Linked DNA regions of Homo sapiens: region 1 is linked to region 2. A link is a contact called in ENCODE Hi-C or POLR2A ChIA-PET data. All regions are on one chromosome and are shown on one strand. The core of a region is the stretch at or near the end of the contact, and the rest is flanking DNA. Distances in the headings are between cores, read along the strand shown.

Region 1 (6,412 bases), core at 2,629-5,128, 110 kb after region 2:
CGTGCAAGTTTGAAATGTGAGCTGCCTCCGATTCATACTCGCTCGCGCTCCCTCGCAGCGAAGTGGCTGGGCTGACGGTCTGCGCGCGCGAGTGAGTGCGGGCGGCGGGCTGGGGGGCGGGGTGCGGACGGCGAGGCTCGCGGGGCGGGGAGGGCGCGCGCGAGCCGGGGCTCCCTGGAGACGCCAAGGCAGGTCTGCTCGCCTTTCATCTTCCTCCCGCGCTCCTCCTCCTCCTCCCTCCCCTCCCCCCGCCGCGGCTGGCCTGGCCTCCCCCGGAGCCCCCAGCCCCACGCGGGCACACGCAGGGTGGGTGGTCACGCCCGCAGGGTCCGCGAGCGCGGCGCAGAGCGCGGGCCGTGGGAAGTTTCTCCGGCGCGCCCCGTGCGCCCCCGCCCCCCGCGCGCCCCCGGCCCATCCCCGTCCCTGGAGAGCTGTCGCTTGCGCCCGGGCGCGCGGCTGGCTGCCTCCTCGGCGGCGGCGGCGGCGGCCCCATTAGCGGAGCCTCCGCCTATGATTGGCTTCGCCCGGGAAGCTGGAGACGGGCGATGAATAATTGATGTGTGCGGTGCGGTAGCCGGACGGCGGCGGCGGTGGCGGGCAGCAGCGAGCGGGAGCGCGGGAGCCGGAGCGCCCTCGGAGCGGGCAGCGCGGAGCGAGCGGGCGCCGGACCCGCCCGGGCCCCCGCGCCGCCGCCGCCGCCGGGGCGCGGAGCGGGGATGCAGGCGGCGCCCGCTGCCTGCGCGCAGCCTTTGTTCGGCGCTGGCTGAATCCTACCCGGAGTCGCTCGCCGCGGCCGCCGCCGGCCGGGCCCCAAGCCCCCGAGGGCGCCAGGGCGGGATCGCGACCGGTGCAACTTCTAGGTAAGTGCGGGGTCGGAGGGGTCGGCGCCTGGGCGCCCACGGGCCGGGCCCTGGGCTCCCTCCGGGCGCGGGGGTGAGTGTGCGTGCCTGTGTGTGACAGAGGAGGGCCGGTGCATTGTGGGTAGCGCCGTGTGCTGCATGGTGTCAGCCCCAGGCTTGGCCGCGAGAGTGGCACCGGCGTGCACCGGGCCGGTTTTGTGTGCCCACAGACGGGGCCTTCATTTCTCTTTGGGGCCACGGGGCAGAGTGCGCCCCCACCCAGGTCCCTGAAGGTGAAGTGTTGGCTCTCCAGCAGACATTTTACGAGGCTCTGTGCTCAGTCGGCTCACGCTGCAAAAATAAGAATCGGCCAGGATGCCTTCGGAGGCAGCGCCTGAGGGTCCTCGACTTCAAGCTGCTCCTTTGTCAGAATGCAGCCCTGATGCCTCCAGCGCGTAGAGACCCCACGGGCACTGGTGATGCCACCATTGCGGCAGGGTGCCCTTCGCAAAGGTGGTGGGTGCCGAATAGACTTCTGACAAGTGTTTGCTGGCAAGCTGGCTAGAGGAGAGAGGTGGATTTGCACCAGAGGGCAGGAAGCAGCCTTTCAGGAGATGCCTGGTTGTGAGGACCTTGTACAAGACCTTGGAGAAAGAGCCCCTTGATAGGGACTAAGAGGAGGCTGCCTGGGGTCCTGAGCATGTGGTTTTGGTATTGGTGTCTTCGAAGCCAAGCCATGGTGCGGTGGGCACCAGATAGGTACCAGTTCCTGGGTCGAGAAGCCCTCTGGGGGGAAACTAGGAGAGGTCAGCTGGCACTTCTTTAGACGGGTTTCAGGAGACTGTCATTCCTGCAGTGGGGACCCAGTCCCTTCGCCCTTGACCATCAGGCGAGACTGCCAGATGAGTGTTGAGCAGGGCTGATGGCTCTTCCAGCAGGAAGGCTTTGTGTGGCAGGTGGCATGGAGTTGGTGCCAGTGTGCTTCTCATTGGCCCATCTTTGAGAGTGGCCACAGAAATTGGGCTGAGGAGAGAAATCAGGCTGAGAGTCAGAAATCTGGCTGAGGAGTGAGTTGGGGTGAAAAGGCCGTGCCATCCTGAAGTCAGGGTGACCCCAGATGTTACGTGGGGGCTCCGGCTCCCCCAGTTATGGGGCTCTGGGCCTGAAGCTTATCTCCCATCTGCTATGGAGGAAAGGCCCTGTCCCAGGGGTTGCGTGGAAGGGTGACTCTTGGAGTCCACGTGGCTCCTAACAAGCCTTTCCCCTTTTTTTGTGTATAAGCCAGGCAGTGACTACCCTCCAACTAGCTGGATTCAAGTCCCCTTCTGAGCTATTTTTATCCTGAACTTCCTTAGTGAGAAACCACCAAACGGCGATGCTTTGGTGAGAATCTAGGTCTTTACCGGAAGCGCAGCCTGCACAGAGTTTACACCTCGCTACATAAGGCTGCCTCCACTGCCCTGCACAGCCCTCCCCTGGCTCAGAGCCCCTGTGCCTCTCTCATGCCTCTTGATTCTCATCACAGCCTGTGCGCTCAGGGACTTTTGAGCCCCAGTTTCAGATGGGAAAACTGATGTGCCCGAGATCATCCAGTTGGGGATGTAGGAGGCCAGGCCTGGCTCCAACAGGAGCAAGACCTTGATGCCAGTGGGCTCCCTGAAGGCAGGGACCACGTGTTTCTCATCACCGTATGCCCCAGTGCCAACTGTGGTGCCTGGCGGATGGTGGGTGCCCAGTGGCTGCTGAATGATGATGGCACGAGTGGAAGGCTGGTTGGGTGTGTTTTCCCCATTGGAGTTGGGACGGGGTCGGGGGGCAGAGGGATTGAAAGAGCACTTCCAGATCTCAGTCTGCATTGGTTGAGCACCCAGTCCATGCAGTCCCTGGGAACTCTGAGATGAGTCCCTAGTCTGGAGTCAGGCAGCTAGAGGGAGAAAGGTGCTTCCACAGAGGTTCTGCGGAAGTCCTGCCCGGGGCTTCCTGAATGTTGCCCCAGGGAGTAAGGAGTGACTGAGCTGGGTCTAAGATGACGCCATTCAGTACAGTAGCCACTGGCCACATGTGGCTGTTTGTGAATTTCAATTAATTAAAGGGATGAGTTAAGCTTATCCTTGGCACTAACCACATTCAAGCACTCAGTAGCCACCGAAGGCTGGTAGCCGCCTTGTTGGGCAGCTCAGACTCTAGAACATGTCCACCACAACAGGAAGCTCCATGGACGACAGACAGCGCTGTCCAGGAGGATAGACTTAAGACAGAGGTGCAGTGAGGACACTAGCTCAGAGCCCACAAGTGTAACAGTGCAGGCGAGTCTGTTAGATAAAGAGACCTCCTGTTTCTCTAGCATTTGTTTTGTGGCAGCCTGCTGCGGGGAAGGAGTAGACCAGCCAGGCATTCCCATTTAACACAGGAGAAAACTGAGGTTCACTTTTGCCCAAGGTCATCCAGCAAGAGGGTGGCATGAGTCCCAGGTCTCCAACCCCTTGGCCAGCACTCTGTCATCCAGCAGAGGTCAGCCAGGGGGCACGAGTGGGCAGCGGTCCCAGGAGCAGCCTCAGACCTCCCTGAGGGACAGTCTTGGTGCCAGTAGGCGTCAGTCCCTGTGAAGTCATCCATTGATCGGGCGGGAGCGCCAGCTCAGCCTCGGGTCCTCAGGAACAGAGAGTTCTGTGCTGGCAGAGCTGGAAGGAGCGGGCGCGAGGCTCTCTGGGCAAGGGAGGTGTTTACCTTGAGCGATGCGGCATGGGTCCCTCGGGAGAGGCTGGCTCCTCCATGGGGAAGGAACTCCTCAGTGGGGCCTGTGGCTGGGATCCTTAGCACCACCTCAGAGAGAGGGGTACAGGCCCGAACCCAGCAGGGAGAAGGATTTCGGGACCTTTGACTGGTACAGAGTGCACCTCACCCTTGCTCTTGCCCCGCCACACCGTGTCACAGAGCATCTGCTGGGCCTCCCTCGCCCTCCTTCCCCAAGCCTCGGCTGCAGGAGGAAACTCTCCCAGGGCCTGGCAGAGCAGCAGCTGCCTCACGAGGGAGCCTGCAAAGGGAAAAACAAGGCCTCCACCCTCGAAGCACTTCCAGCTTCCCAGGGAGCTCCCTGGCCAGACACCACAGGCAGGGAAGGAAGGCCAGCCCACTGGCCGGAGGGCCGAAGGGACTTCCTGCCCCAAGGTCACATGGCAGGAGAGGCCATGGATGGAGCCAATGCCCTCTCCCAGCCCACTGCAAATCCCAGTCTCCCAGTGGGAACGTGTGGTTTATGATTTCATTGTGCCTGCTGCCTGGTTTCCTGCTCCAGCCCTGAGGTGAGGGTTAGCTTCCTGTGGCCTTGTCCCTGTGTCCTGAGGTGCCCACTCCCCCAGCAGCAGGCCTTGCTGCCGCCTCCAGCTCCCATGGCCCTGACCTGACTGAAGTGGGAGGTCTGAAAATGCGGTGGCTTTCTGCAGGGACCCCCGCACACCAGAAAGAGGGTTCTTCAAGGCCCATCAGGGCAGCTTGAGGGATGCGAGGACCTTTGGCGACACTCTCAGGTTTCCAGTCCTCTAGAGGGAGAAAATGGTCAGGGGCGGGGCACTGATGAGGCCTTTCCGGGGAGCCCTTCCAGGACCCATAGTGAGTCCCTCGGGGAAGCTCACAGTGTCCTTGTTCCCCAGGATCTGATGGGCTGTGTGCCTTTCCAAACTGATGCACAGAGCTGGGAGCTACCCCCATCACCCAGAGTACTGGGCGTGAGGACCCCTGGGTGGGCCAAGCAGGCAGTCTGCTGTCCCCCTGCCTGGCCAGGCTCAGGAAGTATGACCCTTTTCCTCCCTCTCAGTAGCCCCAGCCATGGCCCTGACTTCTCCTTAGAGCCACCCTGGGGCTTCTCTAAGCCGCAGAGACCCTGCTGGGTTCCCCAACTGCTCCCACCCCCCGTAGGGTGAGGCCAGGCCTTAGAAGTGCCTGGCCTGGGGCAGTGGTGCTGCTTTGTGTGTACTGGGTGAATGGAGAACAGGGGATTTAGCCAGGACACTCACATTTTCTGAGACTGAGGCTCCCAAACCACCCTGGAGAGTTGTTGGGTCTGAGGGGAGGCCCGGCCCCTGTGATTTGGCTTGTAAAGCTCCCCAGATAATTCTGATGCTATTGGTAGAATCATGGCTCCCAACACTAGCCCTGAAGTGATTGTATCTGTAGTCTGGTGCCAAATTAGTGTGTGACCTTTGGCAAGTCACTTCCCCTCTGGGGGCCTGAGTGTCTCATCTCTGCCTCATCTTTATCTCATCTCTAAAAGGTAGACTCCACTCCAGGGCCTCAATACCAGCCCTGTGCCAGAGAGGTGGGGAGAGAGGAAAGTGAGAAAGAAGCTTGGGCCATGTCTTTGGGTGCCACCACCCGCATCTGGGTGTGCAGTGGGAAATATTAGGGTGCAGCACGGCAAGAGAGAATTAGATGAACAGAGGCCTATGCTCTACACCCCAAGAGCTATAGAAGGAAGAGGGGAAAATGGTGACTTTCAGGCTGGAGCGGCCTGAAACACTTCCCAGGTGAAACTTGATTTTGGAAATGGGCAGGATGAGAAAGGACTGTTGGGTGGGAGGACTAGTAGCTGCGAAGGCTTGGAAACCAGGAGAGGTATGGCGCTTGATGAGAAAGGAGGATGTCCCTCCAGATGGCAGGGGGGAGGTTAGCAGGAGCTCGAGGAGAGGTTGAGTGAGGCTGCTGCAACACCTTCAGGGCAGTGGGGAGCCATCAAAGGCTTTGGAGCCTCAGAGGCACTGGGACTCCTCCTGCTTCTAGGAGCAGGGCTGCTGCTGAGTAGCAGGCAGGAATCGGGCATAGAAGTTGGGAGTAGTGCGAGGTCGGCGTCCTGCTGTGGGAATGTCCCTGCCCCTGCTGACGCAATGGAAAGCCTCGTCTTGTTTCAGGGTTCCTGTTTTGTGGTTGCCCATGGTGGGGGGCGAGGGCAGCCAGCTCTGCCTTCTGAGGAGCTCCGGGAACTGGATGGAGCTTGTCCAGACCTCCCCACAACAGTCCTCTGCTCTCCTGGAAAAGAGAGGCAGTCCTGTTTGTGGAGTCTCTCCCTAGTCCCTCGGGGGATTCTAGCCAGGCCCAGGAGGCTTTAAATCAATGTGTGCATTTCCCTGGGGCTGGGACTGGAGTGGATGGGTGCCAGCGGGTAGTCTCTGGGCTTGCAGAGTTGGTCTCCCACCCTCCCAGGGCTCCAGTGTTGAATCCCTGCTCCCTGGGTCAGAGCCTGAGGCACTAGTGATTTACCAGCTCCCTGTCTGCCTCCCAAGAGCTTATGATCTGATGGGCAGCTTCACTGTGCGCAGAAGATTTAGCAAGGTCTGGTTCAACCCCTGTGTGTGGGAGGCCAGGACTGTGAAAAAATGGGGGGCATGTTTCAGAGAGGAAGGAAAAAGGAAGCCCAAGGAGCCCTTTTTCCTGCCTCTCACTTCTGCTGCTTCCAGGCCCAGCTCTAATGCCATGGCATGGCCCAGGAAGCTTTCCCTGGATCCCCACACCCAGCGTCCGGGGCCACTGTCTCCTTGCGGTCCTTAGCTCCTGTGCACATCCAGGATCCAGCGCTGTAC
Region 2 (6,149 bases), core at 1,496-3,995:
TGAGAAGACCAGGTCAGGAGGCCAGGCAGTTGAGGTCAGGGTCAGCAGTGACCTGGGGCAAGGTGGGCCAGGTCTGCAGCCACCACTGCCCCATCCCATGACTGGGCAGATGGTGCCCTCAGATTGTGCCCTTCTCTCCCCAGCCCTGCAGTTGGTCAGAATTAGCCCACAAGAGAGCAGTCATTTGTCCTCCTAAAGGTAGTTTCACTGGGACTCTGTTGGGGGAGGCCAGGAGGTTGGACATTACCCCATTTCCCACCAAGCCACCAGTTGCGAGTGTGTCACTTCACATGGACATGCGGTGCACCTGTTTCCCCTGGCATTGATAGGTGAGACACTGACTGGCCCCTGTTCTCTTTCTTCCTGGCCAATCTGAAAATGCCCAGTTCTCGAGTTAAAGGGATAACAGCTTTGACAAGGCCAGGTGTTGTCTGGGTGGCCAGAGAGCTAAGGGTCAGGGTCAGCGTGGCCCATTGGCCCATTGGAGATCCCCAAGGCTTTGGGGTCCAAGGGCCAGGGTTCCAGGCCTGGCTGCTGCTTCCCAAAGCGTCAGTCTCCTCCTCTATAAGATGGGGACAGTTGTGCTGAAAGGGTTCTGAGGGTCATGTGCAAAGTGTCCCTCAAAGGAAGACTCAGTACAGCCGGCAGTGAGCCCAGTTCCAGGGGCCCTCTCGGCCACCCACCCACCCGCCGCCGCTGTGTCTGTGCCGCCAGAGATCTCCCTCTCATCAGCCCCTTTATCGCCCTGTACACAATCAGGGGAAGCTGGGAAGGCCGCTGGGGCTGAGGGCAGATGGAAAACAAAGAGAGAAAACAAAGGCACTGCTCCTAGGGGGCCAAAAGGCACCTGCCTCCTCCCCCAGGCCTGGCCTTGGCCACCCCAGTCCTCCAGGATCTGCCCCACCCCTCCAGAAGGATAGTCTCAGAACTCATGTAGGTCACCACTCTCAGGGGACCCTCAGGAAGTCACTCGTCTCCAGGCCACCTTTTCTTATCTGTAAAATGAGAGAATTGGACAACAGGCCATGTGACTTTTGGCAAACCTTCCCCCTCTCCCCACCCTCCAGGGTCTCCTTGGGGCAGGCCCAGCTCGTCTCTAGGACCCCCCAGCCTGTCCCAGGAAGTCAAGATGGTGCCCACTTCTGTCTGTGGCAAGGACCCCAGCCCTGCCTTGGGCAGGGTGAGGTAAACAGGAGGCCCCTGTTTCCTGCCGAGATCTTGGGGTGTGCTGGGTGCTCAGTGCATCTGTGTGGAATGAATGAATTATTTCATCAGAAGGGGGCCTACTCAGAGTCAGCCCTAGGTTGCTGCTGCTGTTGAAGCCTCTCAGGGAAGGAGACCCTTCTGGTCACTTGAGGGAGGTGGAGAGAAGTGGTGAAGGGCTGGCAATGGCATCCCTGCCAGGCTGTCTGGGTTCACATCTTGGTTGTGTGACCTTGGACTGGTTTCTTAACCTTCTGTTTCCTCATCTTTAAAAATTGGTTATAGTACTGACCTCATAGGTTGTGGTAAGATTAAGTGGATTAATTTACATAAAGTGCTTAGAACAGTACAGCTAAAGGTTAAATATCACTATCCATTTCATCACTCTTATTATGATTAGAGGGAGGCTTACAGGGAAGCACATGAAGATTAGGCATCCTGGCCTCTCCTGGGCACAGCCCTGGTGAAGGCTGGGAATTGCTGGGAGCTATAGAGTGTTCTAGGTGGGAGGGGCAGCAGTTTGCAAACAGGAACATTTCTATGTAAGTATTTCTGGTAAACTGTTAAACAGGGGCCTCATGAGAAAGGGGCATGGATTCCTAAGAATATAGGAATTTGTTGTGATTTCTTTTCTGATTCTAAATATATATTTGTAATGTTAAATAATTTTTAAAACAGGGCCTCCAAAATTGTATAAGCCTCAGGCCCTGCAACCTGAGCTGTTCCTGATTGTTTCTGTTATTGTGATTGTATTTCTGTGGCCCAGCCCTGTGCTGCCCACTTTGGTGGTCCTGACAGGATGGCCCAGCCTTGGGGTCCCAGGGACCTGTCTTCTCACCCTATGGACAGCGGTGTTATGTGCAGGCTGGCCTCTGAGCTGTAGTCTACACTTCACACCCCAGATGGAGGGAGCTCTGAGGGAGCAGACAAAGGAAAATGGGTACCTCAGGGAAGGTCTCTGAAGGAGTCTTCTCTGCATATGCAGGACACAGAGCCCTGTGCCCAGAGGCTTAGTGGCCAGCCCTGCTGCTCCTACTCACCCGGACTAGGTGTGGCAGGCCAGGCCCCTCTCCCTTCCCACTCCCCCTCGGTATGTGCCCTGGTGGACAGGCAGGGGCGGGTGGGGCCGTGGGAAGCAGGCTGCTGAGTTGGAACAGTCACCCCTACAGTGGTCGTTGAGTGGCTGGCTGTGCACCAAGCTTCAGGTTCCTGCCGGGTGCAGACCCAGAATGGTCCTTGCCCTCTGGGAGCTCTCCCGGTAACTGGGACCACAAGATTTGCACCTGGAAGGGCTAGGGGTGAGCAGGGGAAGGCTGTACTAGACCCATCTCTCTCCGAGAGGAGGCAGGAGAGCCCAGAGGTCGTGAGGGCTGGACCCTGGGGGAGGACCTCTGAGAGGACGGGCCCTCGGCTGGGGGGGGGGTGCTCCTAGGGTGGGCGCTGTGGGCCCTGGCGCCTCTGCCAGCAGCAGGGCCTCTCGGCCCGGGCTCTGACAGGGACATTTATAACTCACAGCTGTGCGGTCCTGGGCCCAACTGACTGTGGTAAACCGATCTGGCTTCAGGAAGTCCCGTCCCGAGGCCACTCCCCATCCCGACCCCCACACTCTCCTTCACCTCCTGACACCCACATCCTGTTCTCAGCGGGAGGGGCAGGCGGCGGGCACTGGGCCAGGGGCCCAGCCAGGGTCTCCAACCTGTGGGCAGAGTGGGAAAGGACAGAGAGCAGCAGTGAGGCCCCAGTGCTGCGGGGTGCCCACCATTGCCAGCCTCCTCTCAAAGCACACACAGGGAGGCAGAGGCCCAGAGGCAGTGCAAGGCCCCCAGGAGCCCACAGGGTCAGAGCGCCAAGAGCATAGGTTGTAGGGCTCAGGGGAATGTTCTGCGCCTCCAGATCTACCTAGAAAGGGGATTCGCCTTCTGGCCTCTGTGGACCCACTCCAGCCAAAAGGAGCCTGACCGGAGGGGCAGAGTGAACCAGAGGCCTCAGAGAATGCTGGGAAAGACGCCATTTTGGGCCCTGGGCCTTGGGCTGGCCCTCCTTTGGGACACCCCGTCCCCAAGATGCTTCGTGCCCATCCCACCTAGATCCTCCCAGCCTAGTTCAAGTGTGGGGCCAAAAATGGTCTTGCCCAGTGCTAGAAAGAGAGACAGTACTAAAGGCTGCAGCACACCATGGCTCTGACCCCTTACATCCCTTGGCCTGATACAATGACCAGTTCTTGGGCCCCATCAGCCAGCCCGCCCCTCCTCCATGCCTCTCCCTCTTCTTCTGCACAACGTTTGCCAAAGCTTGGCCCAGGTAAATCTGGTAGTCTACAGCAAGATTCTAGAATTAGATAGTACCCAACAGGACATACATTTTTGTTTTACTAGTTACAATTTATTAAAGAGTATCAGAAATATATAACTAGCCTATCAAATCAATTATTTCAAGGGCATGATTGCTTTGGACAAGGCCAGATTTATTGGAGCTTAAAAAAAAAGTGAGTGGAAGGTGAACATTAAATTAAGTCATCACACAGGTAGATCTCAGCTCAGACCAAGAATCCTAAAGAGCGTGGAGGAAGAGCTGAAGTTTGGGGAGCACAATCTAACTCATCACCAGGACTCTTTTCTGCTTTAAACTCTGCATCTGGGCCTCCTCTCCCAGTTATAAGCAAAACAGCCAGCCCTGAACCTTGTAGGAGGGGCAAGGGAGTGAGCTGGTTTTCCCGAGGTGCGTACACACATAAAATGGCTCCGAGTGTTGGTCAGGGATCTGGTGAGCAATTCATAATGAGGAAAGAATTCAGGCAGGGGTCACAGAGTGGCTTTGGAAGTGGCTGCCGGCCGGCCGTGTGAGATAATTCCCCGAAGCCAGGCACGGCGCAGAGAGGAGGCCACGGCAAGGGCTTTGTACACCCGGCTAAAAATACCCCCGACAGCTTCTCCCTGTCACCCTGCCTGGGGGCCGTACAGGAAAGTGATGCTGTTCTGCTTTTCCTACTAAGAAGAGAAAGACAACACAAAGTCCCCAGTCCTGGAAGAAACAAAACTTATATTTATATATTTTTCAAAATCCCACTAGGAGGAATTGGCTTGCTGGTTGGAGTGTGGCTGGGCGGGGAAGACACAGCCAGCTCTGATAAATCAGGCATCCCGGGGTGTGCTTAAGTGACCCAAGAGGCCGCTGAGATTAGCTTGGCGGCAGGGACAGAGGTGGGAGGGGAGTGGACGGCACACCGGCCTGCTCTCACACACGTCTCATCTCTCCCCTGTGTACCCAGGAGGAAGAGGAGGAGGCCCGTTGGCGTCGGACCAATGCTGCAAGGGGTGTGAGGAGAGGAGCCGCTGTTTTTCACTGAGCTGCCATACCCCGAAAGGTAACACCAGCCCCCGATGCCCAGGCCATACCATCACCTTTGCCTAAGCCTGGGCAGGGGCAAGCCCTAGCAGCCCAGAAGTGCTGTGGCTGGACCAGAGCTGAGGGTTTTCAGCTGCTTCTCACAGCCTTTCCTGGGCCTGGCTGCAGGGCCTCTCTATAACTCCTTGTGTGGTGCTCATACTGCCAGAAAAGGCTTCTGGGTGTCAGTTTGTCTGTCTCCAAAATGGGGCACTGGGCTCAGGTCCTGTACTTACCTCAGTTCTCAAGGATTCTGTGAGTCAGTTGTGTCTGATTTGGTTGAGCCATCTTAGCAGCCTGGCTCAGTTGGAACTCTAGGGCTGTAGCCAGGGGTCCCAGCCTTTGTGGATGCTGGATTCTAAGGCTACGAGGTCCACAGTGCCATGTGGGGCTTGAGAAGGGAGGATTTTCCAAAGCAGACCTGGCTGGAGATGTGCTTCACTGGGGATGTGGCTGTGGTCTCCTTTGTGGCAGCATTCAAAATTCCAAAGTTCTCCCTGTCAGCTCTGGGCAAGAATTATTATCTGCATTTTCAGACCACGAGAACAAGGCACAGGGAAGTTAATGGTGCCTGCCAGGGATCACACAGCTAGCTCTGGCCACGCCACAGCAGCTTGGCTTCATCCTATTTGCCATACCAGCTTCTATGCTTTTACTTCGACCGTACTGCACTCATCCTCTCAAGAGAAGTTCTGCTTTTGAGGCCAAGCAACCACTAGTCTGTATTGTGTGCCTGTGAGACCCATCCCTCCATCCATCCATCATCCATCCACTTACCTGTCCATCTCTCCATCCATCCCTCTTTCTTTTAGTCCTTCCACACTCATCCACCCATTCATCCCTCCACCACCTATCCGTCCTTCCATCCAACTACTTACCCACCCATTCCCCCCATCCACCCATCTATTTACTCTTTAATTCACTCATCAAATATTCATGGACTCTCACACCAGGCCAGGCCCGCATTAAGGGCTGGGGTTTTTGTTTTTGTTTTTGTTTTTTTGAGGCAGGGTCTCATTCTGTCACCCAGGTTGGAGTGCAGTGACACGAACATGATTCACTGCAGCCTCGACCTCCCAGGCTGAAGCGATTCTCCCACCTCAGCCTCCCGTGTAGCTGGGACTACAGGCATGCACCGCCACGCCCAGCTGATTTTTAAATTTTTGTGGAGACGGGGTCTCACTTCGTTGTCCGGGGGTGGGTTTTGAAGACAGAGCCAATTTAGCCCTGCCCTGAGAGGGTGTGGTGTGCAATGGAGTACGACTCAGATCCCAGAGCCAGACTGAGTTCCATAAGGCAGTGCTCAAAGCCTGTGTGGTGACCATGACGACACAGGGGACGAGGGAGAGGGGACGTGGCTGATTCTGCAGGCAGACATTCGGGGAGGAGGAGGCGGCATTGCTCATGCATTCATTCCCCAGGTGTTGACCGAGAAAGTCTGTCAGGAACTCTTTAAGTTCAGAGATATAGCAGGGAATAAAGCAGACAAAACTCCCTGCCCTTACGGCGCTTGTACTCTCGTGAGGAGGCATGGATGATAAATACCTAAAAAGTGAATAGGT

The links. A loop is a pair of places that touch in the nucleus more often than their neighbours do. ChIA-PET counts read pairs that join two places held with the same protein, here RNA polymerase II (POLR2A). Pooled maps may share reads with other maps.
Region 1: a map of OCI-LY7 shows a loop between it and region 2 (2.8-fold over the local background). The contact joins two enhancer-like sites. A Hi-C loop is called at or near these places in 1 of 168 maps with a recorded cell type or tissue (OCI-LY7), 3 of 37 single-sample maps with no recorded cell type and 10 of 50 pooled maps. POLR2A ChIA-PET finds 5 or more read pairs at or near these places in 6 of 52 experiments (GM10248, H1, OCI-LY7 and 3 more).

What each region holds. Positions count from the first base shown.
Region 1 is chr10:79,242,879-79,249,290 of GRCh38, forward strand. The region is part of intron 7 of ZMIZ1 (zinc finger MIZ-type containing 1); the gene reads left to right. Among named protein-coding and RNA genes, the nearest start is that of PPIF, 100 kb to the right of the region's middle. RefSeq lists cis regulatory regions at 1-288, 1-345, 1-354, 750-1,250, 754-1,254 and 3 more, silencers at 1-278, 669-998, 4,414-4,483 and enhancers at 2,129-2,208, 3,039-3,118, 3,339-3,508, 3,519-3,568, 3,599-3,678 and 4 more. Within about 2 kb of position 3,879, at least 27 of the 41 ENCODE cell types and tissues checked have a DNase peak (open chromatin) inside an H3K27ac peak, as active enhancers do; they include OCI-LY7, where a contact is called at or near this core.
Region 2 is chr10:79,135,211-79,141,359 of GRCh38, forward strand. ZMIZ1 (zinc finger MIZ-type containing 1) reads left to right here. Exons shown (of 25, transcript NM_020338.4): 3 at 4,472-4,567. Among named protein-coding and RNA genes, the nearest start is that of ZMIZ1, 69 kb to the left of the region's middle. RefSeq lists an enhancer at 2,037-2,717, a cis regulatory region at 2,422-2,922 and a silencer at 2,508-2,667. Within about 2 kb of position 2,746, at least 19 of the 41 ENCODE cell types and tissues checked have a DNase peak (open chromatin) inside an H3K27ac peak, as active enhancers do; they include OCI-LY7, where a contact is called at or near this core.